3 separate regions of the Mus musculus genome follow, and regions 1 and 2 are each linked to region 3. A link is a loop called in an ENCODE intact Hi-C map of the cell type or tissue named here. Cell type or tissue: heart. All regions are shown on one strand. Region 1 overlaps Arpc5l (actin related protein 2/3 complex, subunit 5-like). Region 2 holds the start of Nr6a1 (nuclear receptor subfamily 6, group A, member 1). Region 3 holds the start of Scai (suppressor of cancer cell invasion).

Region 1 (2,500 bases), 180 kb after region 3:
GCACAAAAGAAATTTCTTTGACTCAGAGGGCAGAGAATAAGAGACAAACATGGGAGAGAGAAGATGAGGGAGAAGAGGAAAGAAGCAAGGGAAAGGGGGCAAAGGTATTTGTTCCAGAGAACAAGGACAAAGGACTGCCTCTGGATAGAGACAACAGATGGGGTACATAGGAAAATGGTGCTTTATAAAGGTAAAATAGGCCAGGCAGTGATGGTGCACGCTCTTAATCCCAGCACTCTGGAGGCAGAGGCAAGTGGACTGTTGAGTTTGAGGCCAGTCTGGTCTATATTGAGTTCCAAGGCAGCCAAGATTATACAAAGAAACCCGCCAAAAATAAAAGTAAAGGTACAAATGAAAACCCATGTTAGAATGTGGTGTTTCATTTTAACTGAGCATGTTAATTACATGAGCCAAAGGGGGCTTTTGATTACTGAATTTCAATACTTTGATGGCTGGGCCTGGGTAGGAGTAGGAATAAGCCAAATAAATCCAAATAGACTTTAGGGGCTGGCTTCAGGAATGCAGTCTGGTTAACACGGTCCACCAAAACCATGCCTGCCGTGTTCGAGCTGGCCAGAGTCCCTTCAGAGCCTACTTGCACATGCTCAGTGCTAGGCACTGTCTGCTTTACAGGATCTTCATGGGAAATCATGCACAAATGGACTGCAAGGAGTTCTCACCCTCTCTCATTCTAAAAGGGAATAGAAACACACACATCTTAATAGTTTTGTTTTTCAAAGCAGGGCTTCCCTGTATACCCCAGTCTGTCCTGGAACTGTAGGTCTGTAGACCTTGAACTCAGACATCCACCTGCATCTGCCTCCTGAGTGCTGAGATTAAAAACAGTCAATGCTACCACCACCAGGCTAGACATAACGCATCTTCACTCTGTGCCTCTTATCAAACAGCTAAAGCAATCAAGTATGTCAAATATACCTCTCAGGCTAGGCCTAGTAGTTCATTCCTTTAAATCTCAGCACTTAGGCAGATTCAAGGCCAGCCAGAGCTACATAGTTAAAACATGTCTCAAGGGGGATGTCTGAGATAGGGGGTTGTCTGTCTTCCAAATCAGCAAGGTCTCACTTTGGCCCACAAAATGAGCCATTTGCTCCCTTTCCCCACAAGCCTTAGATAGAATCCTAATTTCACATTCACTGCTGAGTTCTGAATACCCAGCACACTGAAGAAAATTACAATCTAGGTTATGTCCCCAAAGGTTACACCTATTTTAAACTGAATTACATCAGCCAACTTTCATTTCCTCATGTGAAACACTGGCTTAAGCCAAAAAGCTTCAAAAATAGAACAAGGAATGACTCTGCCCAATCAGGTCTTTACTTTTGACCATGCAGCAATGCCCATGTGTGAACAGCTAGCCTCTGGTGCAAACCTGAAGTCCCAACTTCCCTAGTGAGTACCATCTTGAAAAGCTATTCTGTACCACCAGGCAAGTCACTTCCTTACCATGTTGGAATGGACCTACCTTACAGAGTGGACAGGTGCCCCACCCTTTATCTTTAGTTTTCTTTTTCTTTTTCCTCAGACAAACAAGAACTAGTCCTGATACAGCCACTGATAACCCTCCACCCCATAACTTTTCTAATTCAGTATCCCCAGGCAATAAGCAGGGTCCCATAAAAGCTTAACAGTACACATGAACTAACAATCATTTCATTCACAAAAGAGATGAGAGGGAAAGGCAGAAATGATGTAACTAGTCCACAAGGATGAGAACGTTAGGCTTAGCACTGCAGCCTGTCAAGCAGCCACTGACAACCAAAGGCTCACAAATGCTGGGTACAAGAGGAAGCAGAGAGGCACCTCTGCAATCATGTTTACTAACTAGCCTCCATACCCAGATAGTGTCCAATAGCTTCAGACAACAGGCTGAAGAACCCACCAGACCATTCTCAGCCATGGCCATTTTAAACCAGATGATTCTTTGATGTATGCTGCAGGATATTTAGCAACCTCCCTGGCCTTTACCCTAAAGTTTCCAGTAACATCCTAAAACTATCAAAATGTCACCAAACACTGCCAAATTTCCTTGAGGAGGGGTGAAAAAAACTACCAAATCACTCAAAACCACTGCTCTACCTACAGTCCTACTTGAAGGACCAGAAGCTGTTTCACTGAGAAAGAAAATGAACTACAATGGTACTTTAAAACCGCTGGAGTGGAGGGAAAAAAAAATCCTCCCTGGGGGTTTTGGATCCAGGACCAGATACAGTCACATCTCACCTTATTCTACAAACCCTCTAGGACAAGAGCCTGACTTCTGCCATAGAGATAATGAAACTGAGACAGAAGGGAAATTACTTGCCCAAGGTCACAAAGCTACAATTCAGAGCTGCCTTTCAAATCCAAGCCCTCTCTACAATCCCCTGCCCCTCCTACAACCCGGGCCCAAGTTTTGGAGTACACCTGCTGTGTGTTTAGTGGTACACCTGTTGAGGTGGTAAGACCAACATAGTTGTCTCTATCATTTAAGAATGCTGAG
Region 2 (2,500 bases), 260 kb after region 3:
GGGAACTCTGGCTCTGGGAAGGCTATGCGATCCTGGCACATTTCAGAATCCAGAGCTGAAGAAGGCTTTCTTCCCCACGACACAAAGGACTCATCTTATATTCCAGGGGCCTGCTGCAGAACACTGCTCCCTGGCCTTGGGAAAGCTCAGAACCCTTGTCAAAGACATAACCACTTCAAGATCATTTCTTGGGGCTGGAAAGATGGCTCAGTGGTTAAGAGCACTGACTGCTCTTCCTGAGGTCCTGAGTTCAATTCCCAGCAACTGCATAGTGGCTCACAACTATCTGTAATGGGATCTGATGCCCTCTTCTGGTGTGTCTGAAGACAGCTACAGTGTATAAGTATACTCATATACATAAAATAAATAAATGAATCTTTTTTAAAAAAAGATCATTTCTTACAGTCTACTTAGATAGGGCCATCTGGGAATACAGAGGGACCCAGTTGTCCCTTGATGGGAGGTATAAGGAAGGTGCTACTGAAGAAAAGGATCTAGAAAGATGAGTTAAAGACTTTATAGAGGCATTTCGGCTTTCTGATCCACTGAGTATATAACGGACATCAACTTTTGTGCCACTTCATTTGTATGTGAGAGCACCAATATCAGAGCTACCTCAATGAACAGGTGTGGGAGCTTTAAACCACACAGCATTAGTGTCAATCTCTCATAACAGCTGCTGGCACAGACTAAGGATGGACCAGGCCAATTAATATTGATAATGGAAAGTGCAGGAAGGCTTGGCAGAGCCTTCTCAATAGCAGGTAAGGGAAGAGGCATGGGAGCAACGTGGGCAGGAATCGGAACAGGTTAGATTTCATAAGCCAAGTAAAGACTTCTAAACAATTAAGTAAAGAATGACTCACAAGAGCCAGAGGATTCCAGGGGCACATGGGGCAGAATGAAGTGACAGAATGAAACCGCTTCGATACGGCCCATTAGAGGAAAGCCCAGCAAAGCACCAGAGTTCTTTGATTTATAGTAAGCTAGATAGCATTTAAGTTCTAGACTGAAACTTAATAAGTCTTTTCCTAAGGGAGGTGTGTGTGTTGTATAGTGTGTGTGTGTGTGTGTGTGTGTGTGTGTGCGCGGGTTGTGTAGTGTGTGTGTGTGTGTGTGTGTGTGTGAGAGAGAGAGAGAGAGAGAGAGAGAGAGAGAGAGAGAGAGAGAGAGAGAGAGAGAGAGAGAGAACGCGCGCGGGGCATTTCTGAAAATCACCACCACCCCTAATCCTGAGAGCCCCATGGCCGCGCGCCACCTGGTGGCAGCGGGAGGTGGGCCCTGGAGGAGGAAGGGGAGAAAATCCAGGATTTTATTTGGTGGGAACTTCTGTAAACTGAGGCGATAGCGTGTATGTGAGAGTTGGTCTCTTATCACTGGATCCGATTCTTATTACACCTCTCATTTTTGAGACAGGTATACTGAACAGGAGTGGGAAGGGGAACACTCCGGGAAAGGGACATTCTTAAAACAGAACTCTTTAAGACACAAGGAGTCAGGGGTCTCAAGTTTTCTTTGGTGGCATCAGTGGAAGTGATCTTAGTTTGTCCATCTGTTCTATGGGCAGGGTGCGGGGAATGAAAGAGGAGGAAGAGAAACTTTAATCTTTCCCGCCCACCCGGAGGTAAAGGGGCTTTAAACACTTCTCCGGAAAGCAGAGTTGTATAGATTCTATTTGCATACGAACGCAGTCACCTCGGGTTAAACTCGGGTCCTTTAATCTCTGGTCCAATTTGTCGCTCAGCCCGGGAGGAAAGCCCTCATGAGTACCTACACACCCCGCCCCCTGGGGCCTTCCCCCACAGGGCTGGGCTTGGTTGCACGTGCTCACCCGGTTCCCGGTGGATACGCCTCCTTGGAAAGGCTCATTATTAGTGTGGGGAAATAGTTGGAATCATAGAGCACTATGATCACGAATAAGTTACAATAGAGAGAAAACTCTGACATAGCCGTTTATTATATTAATATATTAGAAATTTTATTAGAGTTTGTAATAGTGATAGGTTTGGGTTCTCCCTACTTAGGTCTTCCTGTTTTTTTTCCATCACCCCTTTATTTGGTAGAGTCCCGTGTGGGCAGCCTCGTTGGGAGGACTACATTTCCCAGAATTCCTCACGGGCATGTGCGTGGCAGCGGCGCGTGACGTCAGAGGAGGGAGCTGGCCAGTGCTGAGGGGGCGCGGCGCGGAGGGGCGCGGAGCCGGGCGGCTCAGGGGCCCAGAGAGTGCGGCGGCCGAGAGCCTGCCGGCCCCTGACAGCCCCCTCCCCCCGTGGAAGACCAGGACGACGACTACGAAGGCGCAAGTCATGGCGGAGCAGCGAAGCCCGAGAGGGCCCTGAGCACCGCCGCATGGAGCGGGACGAACGGCCACCTAGCGGAGGGGGAGGCGGCGGGGGCTCGGCGGGGTTCCTGGAGCCGCCCGCCGCGCTCCCTCCGCCGCCGCGCAACGGTGGGTAAGGGGCCTTCTGAGCCCGGGCGGTGCCAACGCCCGCGACCCCCT
Region 3 (2,500 bases):
TCAGCAATGCAAAAATAAATCCCGCTATAACTTGGCAGCATCCCATTGTTTCATAAAAGAAAGGCCATTCCACATCGAAGATGGGTGCAAGATAAATCATGTAGGAATAAAGGAGAACCCCTTGCACCAAATACATTTGTGAAAAAGTAGTTATCTCAATATTTGGGATACTATCCACTTGTGGAGATTTGTGAGATACGTCTCATGCATTTTATTTGCTATTGTGTGCTGTGTGTGTGCAGGTGTGTGTGTCATGTGCATGTGGAGGTCAGAGAGTCATCGAAAGCGTTCCTCTGGGTTTGAGGACAAGCCACAACATCAGGCTTGAACAGCAAGCACCTTTTACTCTGCTGAGCCATATATCTGCCACTACATTGTTGGTGTGTGTTTTAACAAAATGTGTTCTAATAAAATGAAAATGGCCCAAGAGAAAGTTTTATGCCTTCTCCCAAATGGAAGGAATGAACTTAGAATCTGCCAGACAGATTTGCATAGATCTTAAGAATTAAATTCTTCGGGTGCATTACATATACATCTGCTATATTTTCAAAGATAGCTTTTTGTTAGAGCAGAATAGAAAAGATTACTAGTATTAATTGTATTTACATGCTTATGCATGTAATGTTTTGCATGCTTAGGTCTGTCAAAAAATGCAGTGAAATTTTATACCAAAAATGATTAGCTGGTTAGATTTTTTAATCATCTGGAATGGCACAGAATGGCTAGCTTATACAAGAAGCAGTTCTTTTTAGGCTTTTCAAAATGGAATACATTCCTTGTGGTTATTGTAATTGGTTCTTTTTGCAATGCTGTTTGTTGTTGTTGTTTTTTTTTTCGAGGTAATTAAAGAAATTCTGCTTTCTTACAAGCTTGCATCCAAGCTTAGGATCTTTCCTGCAGCCAAACTGCTTGATCCCTACAATTTGAGACCGAGTCCCTTTTGAAGGGTGACATTAAGCCGCATTCGAGGTGATTCAGAAGACTATGAGAGAGAGAGCTGCTTTGCCCTCGAACTTCTGAATATATCTGGAGAAAGTGCTGCGCTTGATTTTGGTTCTGGAGCAGTGCGGAGGCGGAGGAAATAGCAGGTGTCTGGGAGGTGTCAGGGATGCAGGATGCCAGCCAAAGAGAACCTGCAGGCAGGTGTCTGGCGCCGGAGATGTAAGTCCCCGTTCTGGCACACGGAGGCGCTCAGGGCTCCTCTCGCTCTGCTAGCAGTCTTTAAGGCACCTCTGCCGCCACCTGCAGTCTCAACCAAACCTCGGGGTGGGCCACGCGGGACATGACGGCCTAAGCACCCAATCAGCGGTCGGATTTCTAGATACCCTGCCGTTGTGGCCAATAGAAACCGAGGAGAGGCGAGGAGGGGACGGGCCCGAGCCCCGCGGCAAGCCTGGCCGGGGCGCAAGGCCCTCCTCCTGTCTCTCCGCCTACTCCAGCCTCCGCCGCTTCAGCTTCCCGAGCGAGCCCTGCGGCCGCCGGAGCATCTCCCGCGGCGGAGCAGGAGCCGGATGGTCAGAGGAGCCCGGCAGTCCCAGCAGCCGCGGAGTCGCCTGGCCCCCAGGTGGGGTGGGCTACGTGGCGAGGCGGAGGCTAGGGGCGAGGGGCCCAGAGAGCGGGCCTGGGGGTGGCGGCGGTGGTGTCTAGGCGCCGAGCCCTGAAGGGGCGGGGGTACAGGCACTCAGCATCTCGGGGGCGCCAAGGGAGAGCAGCTCTCGGGGCAGCGAGCGAGGGCGCGCTGGGCGAGAGCGGAGGGCGCGCGCCCCACCGGGGAGCCAAGGAATGCGGGGAACCGGGTCTGAGGGGCGGGGCCGTGTCTGAGGGGAGCTAGGGGGGCCTGCGGCTCTGGGCAGACAATGAGGCCGACCTGGCGGGTGGTTGGGGGAGCCGAACGTTTGGGGCAGGGAACCGAGAGCATTCGGGGACTAGTGAGTCCCAGGCGCTTGGTCGTGGGAGGGAAGGAAGCCCTGCCTGTGGGGTGTCTGTAAGGTCACGGGTAGGCAGAGCCAACCTGTGGTCAGCCTGTGGCCCCCCGAGGGTGGTACATGAAGTGCCCCACAGGCAAGGCAAGGCAAACGGTGTGTTGTCTTAGTTACGGGTCTCATTTGTTTGGTCTGTAGACTGTCTGGCACAGTGGAGAAACCACCCCGAAAACGGAAAAGCAGGTAAGGCAAATGCCTTCCTCTCTAGCTTCGTGTTTTTCCTGTTTGCTTGGCTGCCCCTGTGCTGCATAATTACGTGGTGAGTAGATAAAGTTTCTTATTTAGGTCCTTTTTTTAGTAAATTCGACAGCATGGAAAGGTATTCCCTTTGAGAACTTCAAATTACCACCACCTCCAACCCCTTGCAGGTATATGATACGGGAAATGGGGAAACATTAAGAAAGCCCCACTTTCGACTTTAGTCTTAATTTCAACTTTGGCATCTCTAACGGAGATTGTCATTGAACAGCTACTGTGTGCCAAGTGTCGTATACAAATTCTGTGTTATTTTCTGTGAC

Evidence for each region. Hi-C counts contacts between places; a loop is a spot of excess contacts. Peaks named below come from ENCODE experiments on the same cell type or tissue, not always from the same donor. Only the 100,000 strongest peaks of a DNase experiment are listed, where the experiment ranks them.
Region 1: it touches region 3 in a loop (3-fold over the local background); 3 of 42 quality-filtered maps call a loop at or near these places.
Region 2: it touches region 3 in a loop (2.4-fold over the local background); 7 of 42 quality-filtered maps call a loop at or near these places.

Annotation. Positions count from the first base shown.
Region 1 is chr2:39,010,277-39,012,776 of GRCm38, reverse strand. The region is part of intron 1 of Arpc5l (actin related protein 2/3 complex, subunit 5-like); the gene reads right to left. Among named protein-coding and RNA genes, the nearest start is that of Arpc5l, 3.4 kb to the right of the region's middle. In heart, no CTCF peak of the experiment used is centred here; a DNase peak (open chromatin) is centred at 1,366.
Region 2 is chr2:38,926,067-38,928,566 of GRCm38, reverse strand. It overlaps Nr6a1 (nuclear receptor subfamily 6, group A, member 1), which reads left to right and starts at 2,106. Exons shown (of 11, transcript NM_010264.4): 1 at 2,106-2,449. The coding sequence starts at 2,350. In heart, CTCF peaks have their summits at 1,300 (motif pointing left) and 2,347; DNase peaks (open chromatin) are centred at 1,256, 1,786 and 2,146; H3K4me3 peaks cover 1,652 bases; H3K27ac peaks cover 1,265 bases.
Region 3 is chr2:39,189,654-39,192,153 of GRCm38, reverse strand. It overlaps Scai (suppressor of cancer cell invasion), which reads left to right and starts at 1,424. Exons shown (of 18, transcript NM_178778.3): 1 at 1,424-1,564; 2 at 2,121-2,165. The coding sequence starts at 1,512. In heart, a CTCF peak has its summit at 1,211 (motif pointing left); a DNase peak (open chromatin) is centred at 1,293; H3K4me3 peaks cover 1,525 bases; H3K27ac peaks cover 1,099 bases.